Linked DNA regions of Homo sapiens: region 2 is linked to region 1. A link is an interaction called in ENCODE POLR2A ChIA-PET data of the cell type or tissue named here. Cell type or tissue: CD4-positive, alpha-beta T cell. All regions are shown on one strand. Each heading gives the region's core, and the rest is flanking DNA. Links, peaks and the distances in the headings are about the cores only.

Region 1 (2,500 bases), core at 1-2,500:
GGGTAAATACTTTCGACTTTCATCAGCTTCTTCTTTAGCACAGAAAATCTTTCAAGTTTATCAGAAAGATTAGGGTTTCATTCTAGTGGAAGTGGTCTGTAAGATTTCCTTTATTTTGATTTTTGTAACACCATCTTAAAGTAAGTAAATAAACATTTTCTTACATTGACAACCATAGATTTAAGAAAATACTTCTGTCAAGGCTGTCTTTAAAGCTGAAGACATTGTTCCATCCTTATTATAAAGATCATTTATACAGTGTACTGATCAAAAGGATTACATATTTTTACTTTCAAATACTTTCAAGAAGTCTTTTAGTTTGATAGTATGTAAAGGATAAGACTGACTTTACCCCTTCTACAGAGGAGAAGGTTGAAATACAGAAGTTAACATCCCTGCTGTAGCTCACACGACTTTTTCTCCTTTTTTTTTTTTTTCCTACATTTGACCAAGGCACAGAAGATCACACAACTTTTTAAGGTTTTGGCTGCAATGAGGATTTGTTTATCTTGACCTCCCCCAACTTTTTTTCTGTTGTACACAGGATTGAATTGTATTGATATTAATAGTACAAAAATTTGGGGAAAAGATTTTCCATTCAAGCAAAGGCCTCTGAAACATAAGAATCAAAAGTAGTATGAGGGTCGGGGGGCCAGATGCCCACTGGGGATTTGAGAGCTCATTAATTTAAAGCTCAAACTGAAAGACAGTTTGTAAGATCCTAGTAAGTTTCACTGACTGCGGAACAGCCTGTTTTTTTCGGGGCATGTTGTGGTCCTCCATGAAATCCTAAACACTGCTTTCTTAGAACCTGAAACAGGCTTCCCTAGAGGTGTTTCTTTTTAAAGGAAAGTTTTGGAGGCACTGCTGGGTACTAGGGACCTTGCCAGATCCTGTCATGCACGGTTTCCCTGGGATTCCAGCCTGTCCCTATTCACACTTGAAGTGCTTCTCATGATTCGTTTCGTGATGTGAGGTGCATGCATGTTTGGGGCCCCTCTTGGGCTAGGCTAGCTCACTTCTGTTTCCTCTGACTTTCATCCTGTTCCACCGCCCTGCGCGCGGGCGCACGCACACACACACACACACACACACACACACACACCCCGAGTGGGAGGTCCAGGGGCACCGACTTCCAGAACACGCAGCTTCTCAACGGCCCACTTGTATCGAGAACCACCCTTGCTTATTTAGTGTTGGGTGAACCTTGAACCTATTTAAACCACGATACAGATCTTTGAAAGGAGGGCACTGGTTAACAAAATGGTGGATGGGGTGGATTCAAAGATTCTTTCTTGAAACAACCCAACTGGAGCAGCTGGAGACACAGATGAGGCAACACCAGAAATGAACAAGGAAATGTCCTGATTTGATTCCTAGTAGGAATGTATTTCCCACGCATTACAATGAGACGTTTCCCTTAGCAGCAGTGAAGTGTGCATATGAGAAAAGAAGCCTCTACTGGGGGCATATGCGCGTTGATTAAGAACCTGGACTTTGGAGCCAGATGCCCCTGGATATGAGGCTCTGTTGGCCCATTTTACCCATGTGGCCATGAGTGTCTTATTTCACCTTTCGAAGTCATAGTTCCTCGTGGGCACAGCCAACTGAGAGTATTAAATTTAGACAGCATGTATAAAGCACTCAGCACAATTCCTGGTACATAGTAAGTGGTCATCAAATTTAATTGCACTAAAAAGAAAAGCTCCTATTTAATAAAGTAATGGATTTCTTTAGGTATGGGCGCTGTTCTTCAGAATTCCATGGGATCTCAGCATTGCTGGTGGTGGAGGATATATTAATAGCTAACGTTTTCTTAGAACAGTGCTCTTAATTTGAAATTTATAAGTTATTTTTAGAGTTTTATAAATCCTGGTGAAATTATGTGTATTTTGTATAGCTGTATATTTTTCCTAGAGAATTTTAGATTGTCAGAAAGGTCCATGGACCAAATATGTGAAGAGGAAACTGCCCTGGGGATGTCATTGTGTGTTTGTGTGTGTGTGTGTGTGTGTGTGTGTGTGTGTGTGTGTATCAGTTTTATGTATGTGAATATATTTTAGGTTGAATATATGAGATTGCTGGTATTTAACTAGTTTTGATCTCTAAAAAGAATAATTTCTTACAGTTCAACTTAATAGTTGTGATATTATGAAACAATTTGAAATATATCACAATGTGATATTTATAATGAAATATGATTGTAGCTTATTTTTGTACGTTATTTATCAAAGCCTAGCAAGTTAAAATTCATCAGGCAGCCTTGGACCACTAGTAACCATATTTACCTAAAATAACTTGTGCTTTTCCATTGACCTTAATCACAGGAAATACAAAATAAAAACTTTTCTGTGTCCAGTATTATGAAACAGTCTTTAATTTTCATTGTGGATTTATTAATAGCTTTATTACATCTAATGAATCATTTTTCTGATCCAAATGACTACTGTTTAGGAGAATCTGCTTAGTATTTTTTCCCTGTTGAATTCACAATGTTAAT
Region 2 (8,520 bases), core at 2,954-5,453, 140 kb after region 1:
TGTGTCATCATAAACTGTGATGACCAGGCAGCAATAGGAACGGCATATTTTAAATCCAGAGAGAAAACAAAAAGTCAACCAAGAATTTTATATTCAGCAAAACTATCCTTTAAGAATGAAGGAGAAATTTCCAGATAAAAGCCAAGGAAGTATGTTACCAGTAGACCTACTCTACAAGAAAGATAAAGGGAAACCTTCAGGCTATAATGAAAGGACGTAAGACATAACACTGGTAAAGGTAATTACACAGGTAATTATAAAAGAGAGTATTAACGCACTTTTGGTTTTTAACTTTTTGCTTTTCTTGTTTTTTTAATTATTTTATTGTTGTTGTTTTTGAAGTTCTGGGGTATATGTGCAAGATGAGCAGGCTTGTTACATAGGTAAACATGTGCCATGGTGGTGTGCTGCACTTAACCCATCACCTAGGTATTAAGGCCAACATGCATTAGCTCTTTTCCCTAATGCTCTCCCTACCCCTGCCCTCCTCCGACAGGCCTCAGTTAAGTGTTGTTTCCCTCCCTGTTTCCATATGTTCTCACTGTTCACCTCCCACTTATAAGTCAGAACATGAGGTGTTTGGTTTTCTGTTTCTGTGTTAGTTTGCTGAGCATAATGGTTTCCAGCCTTAACCATGTCCCTGCAAAGGACATGATCTCATTCCTTTTTGTGGCTGAATAGTATTCCATGGTGTCCATGTACCACATCTTCTTTATCCAGTCTATCAATGATGGGCATTTGGGTTGATTCCATGTCTTTGCTGTTGTGAATAGTGCTGCAATGAACATACACATGCATGTATCTTTGTAACAGAATGATTTATATTCCTTTGGGTATATACCCAGTAATGGGATTGCTGGTCAAATGGTATTTCTGGTTCTAAATCTTTGAGGAATCGCCACACTGTCTTCCACAATGGTTGAACTAATTTACATTCCCACCAACAGTGTAAAAGCATCCCTATTTCTCCGCAACCTTGCCAGTATCTGTTGTTTCTTGACATTTTAGTAATCGCCATTCGACTGGTGTGAGATGTTATCTCATTGTGATTTTGATTTGCATTTATCTTAAAAGGTAAAAAAAATTATAAATCTGCTGCTGGGCACATAAAATATAAAAAGGTAATCTGTGACAATAACAATATAAAAGGGAAGAGACAGAGATATACAGGAGCAGACTATTTATATACTACTAAGTTGGTATTATTCAAATGAGGTTACTATCATTTTAAGATGTTAACTATAATCCTCAAGGTAACCACTAAAAAACTAACTATAAAATATTACAGAAAAGAAAAAAAACAAAGGAATTAGAATGGTATGCTATTTTAAAAATTAGCAAAGTGCAATAAAAGGGCAAAAATAAAAAAATTAAGGAGTTAGAAACAAATAAGACATACAGAAAACAATAGCTAACTAGAAAAATTAGTTCTTCCTTATCAGTATTTTAAATGTAAATGAATTAAACTCTTCAATTAAAAGGCAGAGATTGTCAGACTGGATTTTTTAAAAACCCAATCCACCTAAATGCTGTCTATAAGAGACCGGGTGCAGTGGCTCATACCTGTAATCCCAGGACTTTGGGAAGTGGGTGGATCGTGTGAGGTCAGGAGTTCAAGACCAGCCTGGCCAACATGGTGAAATCCCATTTCTACTAAAAACACAAAAATTGGCCAGGTGCAGTGGCTCACGCCTGTAATCCCAGCACTTTGGAAGGCGGAGGCGGGCAGATCACAAGGTCAGGAGATCAAGACCAGCCTGGCCAACATGGTGAAACCCCATCTCTACTAAAAATACTAAAAAACAGCCGGGCATGGTGGCACACGCCTGTAGTCCCAGCTACTCGGGAGGCCGAGGCAGGAGAATCACTTGAACCTGGGAGGTGGAGGTTGCAGTAAGCTGAGATCATGCCACTGCACTCCAGCCTGGGTGACAGAGTGAGACTCTATCTCAAAAAATAAATAAATAAATAAATAAAATTAGCCAGGCGTAGTGGCGTGCACCTATAATCCCAGCTATTCAGGAGGCTGAGGCAGGAAAACTGCTTGAATCCGAGAAGCGCAGCTTGCAGTGAGCCAAGATTCCACCACTGCACTCCAGCCTGGGCAACAAGAGCAAAACTCCACTAAAAAAAAGGCCGGGCATGGTGGCTCACGCCTGTAATCCTAGCACTTTTGGAGGGCAACACAAGTGGATCATGAGATCAAGAGATCAAGACCATCCTGGCCAACATGGTGAAACTCCATCTCTACTAAATATACAAAAATTAGCTGGGCATGGTGGCAGGTGCCTGTAGTCCCAGCTACTCAGGAGGCTGAAGCAGAAGAATCACTTGAACCCAAGAGGCAGAGGTTGCAGTGAGCCGAGATCACACCACCGCACTCCAGCCTGGTGAGGGAGGGAGACTCTGTCTCAAAAAAAAAAAAGAGAGAGAAGCACTTTGGATACAAAGACACTAAGAAACTGAAAGTGAAAGGATAGGAAAAAATATTCCATGCAAATAGTAACCAAAAAAGAGCAAGTGTAGCTATGTTTTTGTCAGACAAAACAGAGTATGATAACAAGACACGAAGGCCATCATATATTATAAGGGGTTCGATACATTAAGCTATATCAATTATAAACGTTTACACACCTAAAAACAGAGACTAAAAATATATTAAGCAAAAACAGAATTGAAAGGAGAAACAGACAACTCTACAATAATAGATGGAGACTTCAATATCCTATTTTAAGTACTGGACAGAAGAACCAGACAGATTTATAAAGAAATACAGGACGTGGCTGGGTGTGGTGGCTCATGCCTGTAATCCCAACACTTTAGGAGGCAGAGGCGGGCAGATCACCTGAGGTCAGGAGTTTCAAACCAGCCTGGCCAACATGGTGAGAACTCGTCTTTACTAAAAATACAAAAGAAGCTAGCCAGGTGTGGTGGTGCATGCCGGTAATCCCAGCTACTCAGGAAGCTGAGACAGGAGAATTGCTTGAAGTTGGGAGGCAGAGTTGAAGTGAGCCAGGATCACACTCCAGCCTGGACGACAGAGTGAGACTCTGTCTCACAGAAAGGGGAAGGGAAGGGAGGGGAGGGGAGGGGAAGGGAGGGGAAGGGAGGGGAAGGGAGGGGAAGGGAGGGGAGGGGAGGGGAGGGGAAGGGGAGGAAAGAAATATAGGACTTGAACAGCACTATATACCTATTGTATTAGACCTATCAGATATACATAGTACACTCCACCTAACAAGCAGAATACACACTCTTCAAGCGCATATGGAACATTCTCCAGGACAGGCCATAAGGCAGGCCATAAAACAAGTCTTAATAAACTTTAAAAAACTAAAATCATAAAAAGCTCTTTTCCAATCAAAATGGAATGAAACTAAAAATCAGAAACAGAAGGAAAACCGGAAAATTTGTGCATATGTGGAAATTAAGCAACATATTCTCAAACAAGCAACTGATCAAAGAAGAAACCACAAGAGATATAAAAAAGACCCTCATGCAAATGAAAACAAAAACACAACATACATAAGCATATGAGATGTAGCTAAAGAAGTGTAAAGAGGATGTTTATAGCTATAAAAGCTTACATTAAAAGAGCTCAATAACCTAACGGTACACTTTATAGAATTAGAAAAAGAACATCAAACAAAACTCAAAGCTAGCAGAAAGAAGAAAATAATAAAGTCCAAATTGGAGATAAACAAAATAGAGAATAGAAAAAGAATAGAGAAAAAACAAAACAGAAAGTTGGTTCTTTAAAAGATCAACAAAATAGGCTGGGCACAGGGAGGCTGACGTGGGTGGACCACCTGAGGTCAGGAGTTTGAGACCAGCCTAGCCAACATGGTGAAACCCCATCTCTACTAAAATACAAAAATTAGCTGGACGTCAAGGCAAGTACCTGTAATCTCAGCTACTTGGGAGGCTGAGGCAGGAGAACTGCTTCAACCTGGGAGGTGGAGGTTGCAGCGAGCCGAGGTCGTGCCACTGCACTGCAGCCTGGGCAACACAGCGAGACTCTGTCTCAAAAAAAAAAAAAAAAAAACAAAAAAGAAAAAAAAAATCAACAAAATAAATTTTTAGCTAGACTGACTAACAAGAAGAGATTACACTCAAATGACTAAAATCAGAAAGTGGAAACATCACTACCAATTATACAGAAATAAAACGGATTATAAAAGAATGCTATGAACAATTATATGCTAACAAATTGGATAGCTTAATGAAATAGACAAACTCTTACAAACACACAAACCAGCAAAACTCACAAGAAGAAAGAGACAACCAAAATATACCTAAGAAGTGAGCTGACAATCAGTATAAAACACTTCCAACCAAAAAAGCCCAGGACCAGATGACTTTACTGGTAAAGTCTACCAAACATTTAAAGATGAATTAACAACCTATTCCTAAACAACTGAAGAGGGGGTAACACTTCTTGACTTCTATAAGGCCAACATTACCCTGACACCAAAGCCAAACAAAGACATCGTAAGAAAAGAAAATTTTACAAGTCAGTATCCTTTATAAATATAGATGCAAAAATCCTTAAGAAAATACTAACAAATTGAATTCGGCAGCTTATTAAAAAGATTATACCAAATGGGTATATAATGAACCAGGATTTGTCTCAAGAATGCGACGGTGGTTCAACATAAGAAAATCAATTAATGTAGCCAGGCGCAGTGGCTCACGCCCATAATCTCAGAACTTTGGGAGGCTAAGGCAGGTAGATCACCTGAGGTCAGGCGTTGGAGACCAGCCTGGACAACATGGTGAAACCCCGTCTCTACTAAAAATACAAAATTAGCCGGGCATGGTGGCGCATGCCTGTAATCCCAGCTACTTAGGAGGTTGAGGCGGGAGAATCGCTTAAACCCAGGAGGGGGAGGTTGCAATGAGCCGAGATTGGGCCATTGCACTCCAGTCTGGGCAACAAGAGCAAAACCCTGTCTCAAAAAAAAAGAAAATCAACTAATGTAATACATCACATTAGCAAAATGAAGATAAACCACATGAACTTCTCAATTGATTTAGCAAAAAAAAAAAAAAAAAGGATTTTACAAAATTCAACACCCTTTCATGATAAAATCACTCAATAAACAAAAGAGAAAGGAATTTCCTCAACATGAAAAGGCCATATATAAAAACTCACAGCTAATATCGTATTCAATGGTGAAAGACTGAAAGCTTTTCTCTTAAGATAAAAAACAAGACAAAGATGCCTGCTTTCACCACTTCTATTCAATACCGTGCTGGAAGTTCTAGTCAGAACAATTAGGCAAGAAAAAGAAATATAAGGCAGCCAAATAGGAAATGAAAAAATAAAACTATCCCTATTTAGAGATGACATGATCTTATATGAAGAAAACCTTAAAGAATCCACAAATAAAACCCCATTAGAGCTAATAAACTAATTTCCTTAAGATGTAGAAAGAAAACTGCCATGATGAAATCAGTTGTATTTCTATAGGTTAGCAATGAACTATATGAAAGGGAAATTTTAAAAAGAATCCATTTAGAATAGCATCAAAAACAGTAAAATACTTAGGAATAAATTTAACCAATGCAGTGATAGACTTATATGCTGAAAATTACAAAATATTGTTGAATAAAATTAAAGAAACCTAAATAAATGAAAGTATATCCCATAGTCATGGATTGGAAGACTTAATATGATGTCAACATTATCCAAATGATCTACAGGTTTAATGCAATCTCTATCAAAATTTCAATGGTGCTCTTTTGCAGAAAAAGAACATGGTCTAAAATTTGTTCCGGTTTACAGTGAGCTATGATTATGCCACTGCACTCCAGCCTGGGTGATAGTGGGATCCTGTCTCAAATTTAAAAAAAAAAAAAAAGCAAGACAACGACGATATCTTAAAATTTATATGGAATTCCAAGGAACCTTGAATAGTTTTGAACTAGAAGAACAAAGGTGGAGGTCTTATGTGTCCCCATTTCAAGACCTAATAAAAAGATAAAAAGCTACAATAATCAAAACATTATGGTATTGACATAAGAATAGATATATATAGACCAACAGAATAGAATTGAGAACCCAAACACAGACTCTCACACCTGATTTTTGACAAAGGTACCAGGACCATTCAATAGGGAGGGAGCAGTTTATTTAGCAAATGGTGCTGGGAAAACTGGATGTTTTCATGCAAAAGAGTGAAACTGGACCATTACCTTACACCATATACAAGAGTTAACTGAAAATGAATCAAAGGCCTAAATATAAGAGTTAAAACTGTAAAACTCTTAGAAGAAATATTCCTGATATTGGATTTCACAATGATTTCTTAAATATGACACCAAAGGCACAGGCAACAACAAAAAAGACCCCCAAAAACAGACATATTGGACTTTAAATTTAAAATGATAGTAAAGAGAGTGAAACAACCCACAGAATGGGTTAAAATACTTGCAAATCATATATCTGACAAGAGTTTAATATCCAGAAAGAACTGCTACAACTCAACAGCAAAAAACAAACACCCAATTTAAAAATGGGTAAAGGTCTTGAATGTACATCGCACCAAAGATATACCAATGGCCTATAAGCACATAAAAAGATGCTCAACATTATTACTCATTGGAGAAATGCAAACCAAAACCACTATGAGATACCACCTCATACCCACTAGGATGGCTACTATCAAACAGAAAGCAGTGTCAGTGAGGATGTGGACAAACTGGAACACTGATGCAACTGTAAAATGGTGTAGCCATTGTGAAAAACTGGTAGTTCCTCAAAAAACTAAACACAGAATAATCATATGACCCAGCAACTCTACTCCTAGGGATATACCAAAAAAAAAAAAACTGAAAACAGGGACTCAAACAGATACTTGTACACCAATGTTAATGGCAGCATTATTCACAACAGCCAAAAGGTGAAAACAAACTGCCAATCAACGGATAAACAAAATGTGGCATATACATACGATGCCATAAAAACAAATGAAGTTCTGACATATGCTACAACACAGATGAGCCTTGAGAACATTATGCTAAGGGAACTAAGTCAGACACAAAAGGACAAATATTATATGATTCTACTTACATGAAAAAGCTCTAGAAATAGTTGTGATGGTTACACAAAATTTCAATCTTAATTGTCGTTGAACTTTATGCTTAAAAATAACTAAAATGGCAAATTTTGTTTTGTATATTTTATCACAATAAAAACATTTTAACTGTCGTGTTAGCAGGCATTTATATCAGTTTTCCATCAAGCCTAAATATGGTCAATATTTCATTTGAGTGGAGCTTTACTGAAATAATTGGCTAAATAATTTCAATATGACCTATACCAATTATGCTGAACACAACAGAATATATCAGGATTAGCGCTTTATGGTTATGATATAGACGCTCACAAAAGACTGTTGTTGCTCCCAGCTTAACAGTAAGAATGAGCCAGACAAACTATAAAATCATAGTTTTTTAAACTCAGAAAGCTGAGGATGCAAAGAAAATAAATCAACTAAATTCTAGAGGAACAAGCCCTTTCTGGAAAAGAAAACAGGGCTGGGATCATGGTGAAAGGAGAAGTGAACCTGCAATAGGAGGGGGAAACCAGCCAACTTTTAACAGACTTTTCAAGGGGAACACGGGGGCAAGATAGATTAAAATCTCAGAAATCTCATTCACAAAGCAAATCTGCACTTTCCCAATAGGATCCCTTCCAAGTATTGAAGCTGAATAAGGGAAGGTGAGGCGATGGGACCACAGAATGCTGAGGACAAGGCAGAAGAGCTGAGAGAAACCCCTGTTCAAGTGGCACACTAAGTGTAAGGTGGCCAAAGGAAGGTGGCAGGGTATTAGTTCAGTGCTCTCTCCAGAGGTAAGGACCGAAGCCAGAAGTGGGGCTAGAGAGAGAGAAAAAAAAAAAACATGTCCCAGCTGCTCCAAATGCCAACAGCTGTGCTGTGAAACAGAGAGGGATCTCCCACAGTACAACAAACTGGGCTATAAAGGCTGGGGTGGGCTATAAAGGATGGCGAGATTGCCTGAATCTCACAGGTACTCAGATGGCAAACTCTAATAAAGGGAGTGTCCTCATCCTGCCTTCACAACATCTGATACCAGTGGTAAACTAAAGACAACTAAAACTGCAACAAGGTCCCATCCCAAACTGAACTGACTCAGCCCCTAACACTAGTGACCTGACAGAATACTTCAGTCTGTACTGTCCTTTTTCACAATGTCTGACAGCAAATAAAAAATCAGAGACCAAGAAACAGAAAAATGTGACCCATAATCAAGAGCAAAGATGTAATATGAAGTCTTTCAGTGACAACATTTCAAATTATGGCTATTTTGCTACTCAAATAGATGACAATTTTTTAAAGTATTAGAGTTTATGAAATAGTTTAATTGGATCAGACACAGGTTTTTGGTAATAAATACTGTTTGTTTTTCCATATAAAGGTATTAAAAGTGGTGTACAGAATTCATACAACATAGAAACCACCTGTCCCACTACTATTAATAGTTTGGTCAAATCTG

Evidence for each region. ChIA-PET counts read pairs that join two places held together with the same protein. Peaks named below come from ENCODE experiments on the same cell type or tissue, not always from the same donor. Only the 100,000 strongest peaks of a DNase experiment are listed, where the experiment ranks them.
Region 2: POLR2A ChIA-PET joins it to region 1 with 5 read pairs; 3 of 35 experiments call an interaction of 5 or more read pairs at or near these places.

Annotation. Positions count from the first base shown.
Region 1 is chr12:96,209,494-96,211,993 of GRCh38, forward strand. All of the region lies in intron 1 of ELK3 (ETS transcription factor ELK3), which reads left to right. Among named protein-coding and RNA genes, the nearest start is that of ELK3, 16 kb to the left of the region's middle. RefSeq lists an enhancer at 609-1,131. In CD4-positive, alpha-beta T cell, for the core only: no CTCF peak of the experiment used is centred there; a DNase peak (open chromatin) is centred at 1,048; H3K4me3 peaks cover 944 bases; H3K27ac peaks cover 2,161 bases.
Region 2 is chr12:96,344,501-96,353,020 of GRCh38, forward strand. The region is part of intron 1 of CDK17 (cyclin dependent kinase 17); the gene reads right to left. Among named protein-coding and RNA genes, the nearest start is that of CDK17, 52 kb to the right of the region's middle. In CD4-positive, alpha-beta T cell, for the core only: no CTCF peak of the experiment used is centred there; no DNase peak of the experiment used is centred there.